2 separate regions of the Homo sapiens genome follow, and region 1 is linked to region 2. Evidence: chromatin contacts called from ENCODE Hi-C or POLR2A ChIA-PET data. All regions are on one chromosome and are shown on one strand. Each heading gives the region's core, a stretch centred on a gene start or an enhancer-like site at or near the end of the contact. The rest is flanking DNA. Distances are from core to core; before and after follow the strand shown. Region 1 overlaps ABLIM1 (actin binding LIM protein 1). Region 2 holds the start of NHLRC2 (NHL repeat containing 2).

Region 1 (5,735 bases), core at 1,483-3,982, 650 kb before region 2:
ATTAAAAAGGCATACCTCTTTCCCCCTACAAAGAAGGTGGGGGGAGGTGTATTGCAGACTTTCTACCTACCTTGTAAGAGAGAGTTGATATAACATGTAAAATTTATGGCTTTTTTTTGCTGGTGAAGAAAAGAAAAAACTCTATAGAACAGGATGTAGCAAGTGCAAAGGAAATGCCTGGTCAGGGAACATCAGATTCAGCTAACTCCCAAGGAAATTCAACACCACATCCTCAGGTCCCTGGTTACCCTCCAGACTGTGTTGTATTCCTGAATAACTTACCAGAAGAGACTAATGAGAGGATGATGTTTCATGCTATCATATCAGTTCCCGCTTTCAACAAAGTATGTTTGGTACCTGGGAGACATGACATTGCTGTTGTTGAATTTGAAAATGATGGACAGGCCAAAGCTGTCAGGGATGCTTTGCAAGAATTCAGGATCACAGCATCCCATACCATGGGGGTCACCTATGTCAATAAATAATACTGAGGGATGAATAGGTGGAGCACAGAGGATTTTTAGGGCAGTGAAACTATTCCATATGATACTATAATGATGGATACATGTCACTATAAATTTGTCTAAACCCATAGAATGTGCAATACCAAGAGTGAACACCAGTGTCAACTATGGACTTGGATGATAATGATGTATCAATGTAGATTCATAATTTGTGGCAAATGCACCACTCTGTTGGGGGACGTTCTTAGTGGGGGAGACTGTGTGTATGGGAGAAGGGATATATGAGAACTCTCTGCAGGTTCCACCCAATTTTTCAGTGAACCTAAAACTGCTCTAACAAAGTCTGCTAAATTTTAAAAAATACATTTGGAATAGTTGTCTTTAAAGCACTTGGTGTTGTTTATAGTGGTACTTTGCTTCGTTTTTTGTAACTTTTGATTAGGCCATTTTAATAGTTGGGAATGGGAAGGGTAAAATTTTCGTTAAGGACTTACAACATGATCTAGTCGTTAGCCTTGCCAAACTGTGAAATATGAAGGCTCGATTTTATATAATAAACTTTTATTTGTATCCTTTAAAAAAGTTGAAAGAGGATATATAAAGTCATGGGAGATCTGCTTTGCCAGTGCAGATCTTGACTAGAGCCTTCCCAATATTAACTGAGCTCCTGAGGCCTGGGAAAACAACATTGGCTCTGTTGGACAGTCTCTAGAGTTGGACAGACCTGGATTCAGATCATAGCTCCATCCCTTGCTAACTGAGTAGCCTTGGGTGATTTCCTGATCTCTCTAAGTTTTGATTTCCTCATCTGTGAAATGGGCATATTACCTACCTCACATTGTGGCTGGGAGAGTCAGGTGGGGTAAAGTTTGTGAGGTGCCTATCATGGTGTCTGGAAACAAGCAAATACTGAAACTATAGCTGAGGCACAGAAGAAGTTGATCTTTTACTCATCTTTTGGCCAAAGTAATTGTATAGGGAATGGTTGCAAATCTATTTAGAGGTTTCTGTTGGCATATTAATTCACTGGACACTTCTAGAACACCTTCTTGTGGGAAGCATGGAGGTGTAGAGTTATGAAGATACAGGTGTGGCCCAATTCTTTAAGGGAATTTATAACCTAGTGGGAAAGAGAGGAAGAAAGCTCACCTGCTTTGATTGGCACCAGTTACTTTGCTACCAACTTGCCTTTGTTTATTTAACTTTCATAACAATCCTACGTAGTAGGCTCCCTTCCCTTCCCTTCCCTTCCCTTCCCTTCCCTTCCCTTCCCTTCCCTTCCCTTCCCTTCCTTTCCCTTCCTTTCCCTTCCCTTCTCTTTCTTTTTTTTTTTTTTTTTTCTTTCGACACAAGGTCTTCCTCTGTCACCTGGGCTGGAGTGCAGTGGTGCAATCATGTCTCACTGCAGCCTCAACCTCTGGGCTCAAGTGATCCTCCCACCGCAGCCTCCCCAGCTGCTGAGACTATAGGCAAGTACCACCATGCCCAGCTAATGTTTGTGTTGTTTGTAGAGATGGGGTTTCTCCATGTTGCCCAGGCTGGTCTCAAACTCCTGGGCTCAAGTGATCTGCTGGGGTTACAGGCACAAACCATCGCACTTTGGCCATAGTAGGTTTTCTTATACTAGTTTTTACAGGTGAAGAAATGAGTCCAGAAAAGTGCCCAAAGTCCAATTTTCAGTCTAGAATTTAGGCCCTGGGTTCTCTTGCTCCCAAAGCCCATGTCTTTCTACTCTATGATGAAAGTTAGAGTATAATGGTTTATTTCTCCCTAAACTAGTTTATGCACCCTTACTCAGAAGGATAAGCTGCTGACCCTTCCTCTGACATAGCACACGTGTTTAAAGCAGTGTTTGTGAGCTCAGAAGCCTCGCAGTTAGTAAGGCTGTAGGGCTACAGGATGTTCTCATTTGTGCAGATTGGCTTTGCACAGACTTGTATAGAGCCCTCTAGGCTTTGTGAAAGCTGCCTGGGCAGACTGATTTATTCACCTTTGCCCAGGATACATATTTACGGCCAAGGCACGCCCTCATTATCCTGCCTGTTCATGATGCTGCATCAGGAGAAAAGCCTCCTGGAACAGGTGAGTGTTTAGCTTAGAGATCAAGCCAGTCCAGTTGCATTGGAAGCCTCTCCCAGTTGAGGGTGAAAAAACCAGTAGACGCAAAAAAGCTGAGTCAGCCTCTGCACTGCCTTTCTGCAGGAGCATAACAGGGAACTTGCGTGATTCTGCCTCTCCCTTCCGCCCATGCACCTGCCACGTAAGCAGCACATCTCTGTTACTCCCTTTGGCTTCCTCATCTCTTCATCCACCCTCAGGTTTGTGGTTTTGGTACCACCCAGACCAGTGTTTTCCCATCTCATGGTGATCTGCATAGACTCATTTCAGTGCTTATAAAATAAAGACACTCATATCTGGGTCCCACCTTAAGGCCATCGAACCCATTTTTAAAAGGCTTCTTGGGTGTTGCTTATGCGCAATAATGTTAGAAAACTCCTGATCTAAAGCAACCCACCAGCCTCTAGGTGTTTGTATATCCTTAGTCTGAAATCACCATCCACCAGAGCTGTGTTTGGGAGAGTCTTAGGGACTGGAAAACAATTTGCTTATTCCTTTGGGGATTCTAAGCACCATCTCTGAATCAAGTTAGATCTTTTAAGATAAAACAAGAAACAAAACTACACACATAGTCCTCGATAGTTTAACTTCCTCTATGGAAGTGACTTCATTTAGTGATCTTTCAGTGCTACGTCTTTGGTATTTCTCAAGGGTCTATATGAGAAACAACTACTTAAATACTTCCTATCATCAGTGAAATTCCTGTGGAAGATGTTTTTCTGTCCCATAACTGAGGGTCCCTGTATGAGAATTCCTTTGGTGCTTTTAGGAGGTAGTTTAACAGGGTTAACGTGTGGACCTTGAGTCAGCTACCTGGGTTCTACCCCTAGCTCTGTCTTCTGGAAGCACTGGTGGGTTTGGGTAAAACAATTTAGTTTCCTTGCTTGTAGAACAAGACTGGAAAATAGCACCGACCTACCTCATAGGGTTGTTGTGAATCATTTAAAGTCTTGATACAAAGCCTTACACAAAGCAAGACCTTATAGAACTTCAGCCCACAATGACTGTTATTAACTTAGAATCAGGAAACCTACCTTCTGTAGTGACAAGTGTGTGTGGCCATTTTTTCAAACAGTGAGACTTTGGCAGCCTATCAGTTCCTCTTTTGCCCTCATCTGCTAAGAAGCTCACATCACAACAAACATGTTTGCCTGAGCTTGGGTCTTTTGAATTTTAAGGTTCTTGATCAATTGTTTTAAAATCATGTCCTTCTCTGATAAGAATCAGCCAGTCCTTTTTGAAAGTAGGCAGAACATAAGTTATAAGTGGATTAAGGTTGAACTTCAGGGCCATCTTCCCATCTCCTGGGCTCATGCCACAAGTAGAGCACTCCTAGAGAAATGGAGGCGGTAAAGGAAAGAAACTAAAAGGGACTGTCAGCAGTCCAGGAGCTAAGCAGGTTATCAGATGAGCAGATTTTCTGTCCAAGGATGGGTTCTAGAATTACAATTCTCTTTTTCTGTTCCCAGGAGCATATTACATGGGCTCAGGGCTTAGGGCATTAGAATTTCTCCTGGGTAACAGACACGGAGGAATCATTGGTTAAACTCCATTTTTCTGCCATCAAGAATGTTCTTTCTCTACCAAAATTGCTCTTCTGTTAGCACTACTATGTGAGCTTGTAGAGGGTATGGGATTTCACACCGAAACATAGAATTTTACAGCTGAAGAGGACTTGAAATTGTCTAGCCCGGCCCTTTGCATTTTTGAGATGTGTGTCCTGAGGCTTGGAGATGTTAAATAGTGACATATTTGAGGCCCTATGGATGGTAAATTGAGGTATGATTCTCAGACTTCCTGATTCCAAAGCTTGTAGCCCTTTCCCTGTACCTCATGTCCACAAAGAATTCGGAACTCTTTTCTGCTCTTCCAGACAAAGGGTTTCATAAAAAATGTTGTGACTTACACTAAATTTTGCATTAGAGTAGATGTTATTTCCCCAGAATCCTGGTTTGTATGCTAAAGTTCATACTTCAATTTAGAGATTAACTAAATAGCAATAATAACTACAGATGTCTGATTTAACCAGCACTATTAAAGGCAAACAATTTTTTGCACTTCAAATGTGTAGGCAGGTACTTTGTAAAACTCACCTAAATAAGCAAATTGTCAGTTGTTCATAGAGTTTCATGCTAGCCACAGTGTAGTCTTTTTATAAAAGCATTTTGAATATGTGAAAATGCAGAAATGGGGACGTGATTTTTTTTTTTTTTTTTTTTTTTTTGAGACAGAATCCGGCTCTGTTGCCCAGGCTGGAGTGCAGTGGTGCGATCTCGGCTTACTGCAAGCTCCGCCTCCCGGGTTCGCGCCATTCTCCTGCCTCAGCCTCCCAAGTAGCTGGGACTATAGGCGCCCGCCACCAAGCCTGGCTAATATTTAATATTTTTTTTAGTAGAAACGGGGTTTCACCGTGTTGACCAGGATGGTCTCGATCTCCTGACCTCGTGATCTGCCCGCCTCGGCCTCCCAAAGTGTTGGGATTACAGGCATGAGCCACCGCGCCCGGCCAGAAATGGGGACGTGATTTTTTTTAAGGAGCAGGGTACAAAGATAGATGGGGAAGAGCAGTGATGGCGCTCTGGTGAGCTCTCTAGCAGCACCGCTGGCCACTCAGGCTCAGGCAGGACGGCTGCCAGTTATGTGCCTGGGGCCAGGTATCTGGTAAACCAACCTTCATGCCGTTGTCTGCCACAACAAAGCTCCTGCTGGGCTTTAAAAGTTTATAGTCAACAGCATCCTCTCTGCAGTGAATTGCAAGCTTATTATCTGTTTCTTATATGAGCGCTATTTAGTCTTTCATTTTGCTCATGATCTGAAATACTTCTCCTTCTCCTAAAAATAACTCCAATTTAAATGATTTTGATTCAGCAACATCTGATTTTTGGTAAATTTGCATATGCACTGCCGTCTGTGTTCAGCTCTGTTACTTTTCCTGGCCTTGTGCACATGGCTTCTCTGTGAACCATCATGGGTGCCTATGTAAGGAGAAATGAAACAGAAGGGTGTCTCACACATGCGAAGGAGGGCCTCCTTTGTCTTGAGCATCTGACCCTGGAGCCTCTCAAGCCTGCACTGCTGCAAAAACAGAACGACTCCTCAATGCCTTTTGACTCTGGCTCACCGAATGTCTTGACATGTTCAGCATCTTGGGAT
Region 2 (5,198 bases), core at 231-2,730:
TATCTGTTCCTTCATGCTCCAAAAGCTCACATGGCCAGGATTTAAACCCTGGAAATAGGCTATAATTGATTCCGATTTTTAAAAGTATTAGTTTCACGACTTTGAACGGAGAAGCACAGTACAGCTAAGAAACCAGCAAATCCAGGGCCTGTATAATCCAACTGGGGCAGTTATCAGCTGTGAGGCCCTGGGCATGTGACTTAACCTCTCTGTGCTTCCATTTCCTCAACTGTGAAAGGGGAATGATAGGAGCACCTCACTGGGATATAGAGGTAATTGAATAAGGTAATATCTCCTCAAGTGTTTAGGTATCCCCTCAAGTGTTTAGGACTGTGTGTGGCAGGCCGGGCGCGGTGGCTCACGCCTGTAATCCCAGCACTTTGGGAAACGGAGGCGGGAGGATCACTTGAAATCAGGAGGTCGAGACCAGCCTGGCCAACATAGTGAAACGCCGTCTCTACTAAAAATACAAACAAAACAAAACAAAACAAAACAAAACAAAACAACTAGCCAGGCGTGGTGGCGCGGGCCTGTAGTCCCAGCTACTCCGGAGGCTGAGGCAGGTGAATCGCCTGAACCTGGGAGGCGGAGGTTGCAGTGAGCCAAGATCACGCCACTGTACTCCAGCCTGGGAGACAGAGCGAGACTCCGTATCAAAAAAAAACAAAAAAAAACCCTGTGTGTGATACATGAAAAAGTGATCAATAAATGTCAAGATGATGCAGAAAGATGACCAGAAGACACTGGGGAACCAGATTGAATGGACAGAATGGTGTGGACGTTGCAATCATTGCCACCGGGGACACTAAATATTCACGGAGTGTCCACTTGGCTAATATCAGGCGCGGGCGGAACTCAGGATACACAGACGAGTATGTGGATCCCCGTGCCAGGGAAACCCCCGTCGGTGGCCGCTTGGGGACCCCTGGGAATTGCAGAACACGCGAACAGCGGCCCAAGTTAGGCGAAGGGCCACTCCCCGGGGCGCCAGCGGCACAAACCCGCCTAGCCCACCGCTTCGCGGGAGGGCGCCGTCCCCGAGGAAGGGGAGGTGCCGGGAGGGGCCCCCACCCCGACGCCAGCCCCTCACCTTCCGGAAACTCGGGTACTGACAAGTCCTGCTCCCAGCCGTCCACCTTCTGCAGATACTGGTAGACCAGGCTGTCCTTCTCCTGCTGGGTAACGGCGTCGAGCAGGGCGTACTCTAGCGAGGTCTGCGCGGGGAGCAGGCCGGAGAGGCTGCGGCCCCGGCCTCCGGGCGCCGCCATGTTTCCGCCGGGCTCCCGATGCGGCCGCCGGGCCCGCGGGAGAGTCTCGCTGGGAGAGACGAAACGTTCACTGTCCTGTGGTTTCCAAACGGCGCATTCACCTCACCCTCCACTAGCCCCACTCCACGCCAATGACACTTTTTTCTTTTTAAAGCATAGGTCCAAGTGCCAAAAGTCCAAATCGGCGCAGTTCCCGGGGACGTAATTAAACTGCCGTCCGACCCACCCCGCCCCTTTTCGGTCCCCACGCCGCAGCCGAGCCTGGACATTGAGAGCGTCAGATTCAACATGGAATAAGGCCTTAGGGACAGCGTCCCAGAGGCGCTAAGGGAAACATCCCCAACCCTCCACATTGGGAATTAGCGGACTTTCGAACACAAATAAAATACAATAAATCCGTAGGACTTAAAAGGGCAATGTATTTTTAAAAATTATTTTTAAAGTCTCTCTCTTTGAACAGCATCCGCCGATTCGACACGGCACTGGCAGCGGGAACTTGTTCCCGCCAAGACCCTAAAGGTAAAGCGGGTAGGGATAACCTCCAGAGAGAAGGCTTTGTAAACTGGAAGTGACTGGCGCGAGTGGCTTTCACTTATACACAAACACAGCGTTTTGTCATCTGGGAGTGCTGAAAGTGCGGGCGCGAACACATTTTTAGATGGGGGTGCCGGGAGGAGCGGATGCAGCTGGAGCGGCTCCCTTGGGGTGCCGAGTGGCAGGTGGGGGGCGGTGAGGGTCCTTGAGGGCGGGCCTTAGAGTCTTCAGAAGGGCAGGACTCTGAGGGCTTTTTGGAGCTCGCTATGCTTAACCTGGAGATGATTAAGGCCCCGCTTCCTGGCCTCCCAGCCTCTAATGCCAAAAGATAAGGGAGAGGCTGGCGTGTGACCCCGTTTTGAGTCAGGTGGACAGAGGGCTGGCCACCTTCGGAACCATGGGTGCAATACGGAGTCAGACCTCAATACAAGCCCACTCTTTCACATATTTGAACTTTTTTCACATATCAACTTTTTTTGTTCACTGTGCAGGGATTGTTCATTGCTGCTGGAGGAAGATCATGGACTGTCGCGGGAAACTGAAGTGGTTGAGTATCCACTAGTCGTGGATGAGGGCAGTGACTTCGCAGTTTTTTGCGAATTACACATCTCTTTGATTATGTTGTGACTAGTTTTGTTAGATAGTCATTTAGTGTTTGGGATACCTGTTAAGCCCTTTGTCCAGGGACTGTGGTTGGATTTATGAATTATTTGGACGGTTGTCCACTTGAAAGAACTGACAGTAGCTTCATAACAATGTTACAAATCTCGTTCTAAGATTAAGCTGTTGAACCTATATTTGCCATTAGCGCTTAATTTTTGAAGTATTATTTTTATGAATCAAGCCCTGGAAAAGGACAAGATATTTGAATGAAATAGCACCCATAATGGAGAACTTCACAGTTGCTACTCCTGTGATAGGTTTATCTTAGTTTCATTGTGGTATAAATGGAATAGCAGGTGTTGTCAGGTACAAGGTTTGTAGCTTGCCAATATGTTCATTACCAACACTGCAGATTCCCATTGAGTTGGTGGGGGTTTTGTTACCTTTGTTTTTTTTCTCAGCAAAATAATTCTATAACTTTTTGTTTGTGACAAGAAATGGACTTTCAGTTTACTTAAGATTAATACTTCTTGAATGATAAAATCATTTTGCCATGTTAGAAGACATTTCCGAAGAAGACATTTGGGAATACAAATCTAAAAGAAAACCAAAACGAGTTGATCCAAATAATGGCTCTAAAAATATTCTAAAATCTGTTGAAAAAGCAACAGATGGAAAATACCAGTCAAAACGGAGTAGAAACAGAAAAAGAGCCGCAGAAGCTAAAGAGGTGAAGGACCATGAAGTGCCCCTTGGAAATGCAGGTTGTCAGACTTCTGTTGCTTCTAGTCAGAATTCAAGTTGTGGAGATGGTATTCAGCAGACCCAAGACAAGGAAACTACTCCAGGAAAACTCTGTAGAACTCAAAAAAGCCAACACGTGTCCCCAAAGATACGTCCAGTTTATGATGGATACTGTCCAAATTGCCAGATGCCTTTTTCCTCATTGATAGGGCAGACACCTCGATGGCATGTTTTTGAATGTTTGGATTCTCCACCACGCTCTGAAACAGGTAAGACTGCAGAAAACGTAGTAGTTTCTAAATAATCTAAAAAGTCTTCATTAGGTCAGACATACCAATTCAGTGAAACAAGGAAGGCAAGCAGTAACCTAAAAGAGAGATGAGACACTGGGAAACACCATACCAGTCAACGGTATAATTGTAAAGCAAATGGCAGACTAGAAAACAGTTTAAATACATTGTGTTATTTCATAAAAGTTCCTAAGTATCTGGATTATTTTCCATAAATGTTAACTGAATCCTTACTATGCTGGGTACTTTCACACTGTCTACTTACCCAACTTTCACAATCACCATATAAGGTAGCTAGTATTGACATTTTATAGATGAAAGTTCTTAAAAGTCAGATAACTTGTCCAATTGGTTATTTATTTTTTTGAGACGGAGTCTCTCTCTGTTGCCCAGATTGGAGTGCAGTGGCGCTATCTTGGCTCACTGCAAGCTCCGCTTCCTAGGTTCATGCCATTCTCCTGCCTCAGCTTCCCGAGTAGCCGGGACTACAGGCGCCCGCCACCGCACCCGGCTAATTTTTTGTATTTTTAGTAGAGACGGGGTTTCGCCGTGTTAGCCAGGATGGTCTCGATCTCCTGACCTCGTGATCTGCCCGCCTCGGCCTCCCAAAGTGCTGGTATTACAGGCATGAACCACCGCGCCCGGCCCCAGTTGGTGGTTATTATGGAACTCCATAGAAAATTATAAATAGGCTGGGCACAGTGGCTCATGCCAGTAATCCCAGTACTTTGGGAGGTGGAGGCAGGCGGATCACTTGAGCCTAGGAATTCAAGACCAGCCTGTGCAACATGGTGAAACCCCATCTTTACAAAAAAAATTACCAAAAATTAGCCAGGTGTGGTGGGCTACTTGGAAGGCTGAGGTGGGAGGATCACCTGAGCCCAAGAGGTCGAGGCTGTAGGGCCCTGTGATCATGCCAGGGCACTCCAGCCTGGGTGGGGCGACAGAGGGAGACCTTGTCTGAAAAAAAAAAAAAAAAGTATAGATATAATGTGGTTTCTAAATATGGTTATGTTTTAGTCATCGTGCTATGTATACAGGAAGAGGAACTGTGAAGGAGTCCTAGGTGATTAAGATTCTAACAAAAAACGTGTCAAATGATAATAAAAGTATGCTATGTTTTTTATCTTTTAAAATATGTAATAAGTATTTAATGTAGAAAATCCTACTTGGAATACATATGGAGAACAGGTTGTTGTGATGATTTATATATTTTGAAATCATTTATATTCCATATATGGATTTTTTTAATCTGAAAAAGTTAAAATTCAGTAAAATAAAAAAATACTCAATATGGCTTTCATGTTAGCTATGATTCAGAATACATTTTATTATTAACCTGTAGTTATTTTAAAGTACTGCATGAAGATACAGAAAAAAAACAACTCTTCTTTAAATTTGGCATTAGCCTTTCCCAGAAAAGGATAGCAAGTGAAAACCTCACAAATTTGCTAGTAATTTTCTTTCATGTAACTTGAAAATCAAGAATGGAAATTGGAGTCCATGGTTGAAGACCTTAGGGTAAAATGTCATATAGATGAAGCCACCTCAAAAAATTTTTCTTTTGGTTTTTCACTAAACTCCTTTGAGTAGACTCTCAGATGGCTCTTGAATTAAATTCCATTCTATAACAAATGCTTTTAAGAGGCATTTTTAAGTTAGGTTGTAAGCCATGAAGTTTTCTAATTTAATATAACAAATATAACATCTTTTTTGAGGGGAGGGAGGTGTCATTTTTTGATAAATCTGGAAATTAACA

The links. A loop is a pair of places that touch in the nucleus more often than their neighbours do. ChIA-PET counts read pairs that join two places held with the same protein, here RNA polymerase II (POLR2A). Pooled maps may share reads with other maps.
Region 1: a map with no recorded cell type shows a loop between it and region 2 (6-fold over the local background). The contact joins the enhancer-like site here to the promoter of NHLRC2 in region 2. A Hi-C loop is called at or near these places in 1 of 168 maps with a recorded cell type or tissue (OCI-LY7), 11 of 37 single-sample maps with no recorded cell type and 12 of 50 pooled maps. POLR2A ChIA-PET finds 5 or more read pairs at or near these places in 1 of 52 experiments (Panc1).

The regions. Positions count from the first base shown.
Region 1 is chr10:114,496,753-114,502,487 of GRCh38, reverse strand. All of the region lies in intron 6 of ABLIM1 (actin binding LIM protein 1), which reads left to right. Among named protein-coding and RNA genes, the nearest start is that of AFAP1L2, 95 kb to the right of the region's middle. RefSeq lists enhancers at 2,047-3,246, 5,471-5,570, 5,701-5,735. Within about 2 kb of position 2,732, at least 12 of the 41 ENCODE cell types and tissues checked have a DNase peak (open chromatin) inside an H3K27ac peak, as active enhancers do; they include OCI-LY7, where a contact is called at or near this core.
Region 2 is chr10:113,850,943-113,856,140 of GRCh38, reverse strand. It overlaps NHLRC2 (NHL repeat containing 2), which reads right to left and starts at 1,480. Exons shown (of 11, transcript NM_198514.4): 1 at 1,091-1,480. The coding sequence starts at 1,268. It overlaps DCLRE1A (DNA cross-link repair 1A), which reads left to right and starts at 2,059. Exons shown (of 9, transcript NM_014881.5): 1 at 2,059-3,418. The coding sequence starts at 2,959. RefSeq lists enhancers at 296-1,000, 4,287-4,506 and a silencer at 1,011-1,370.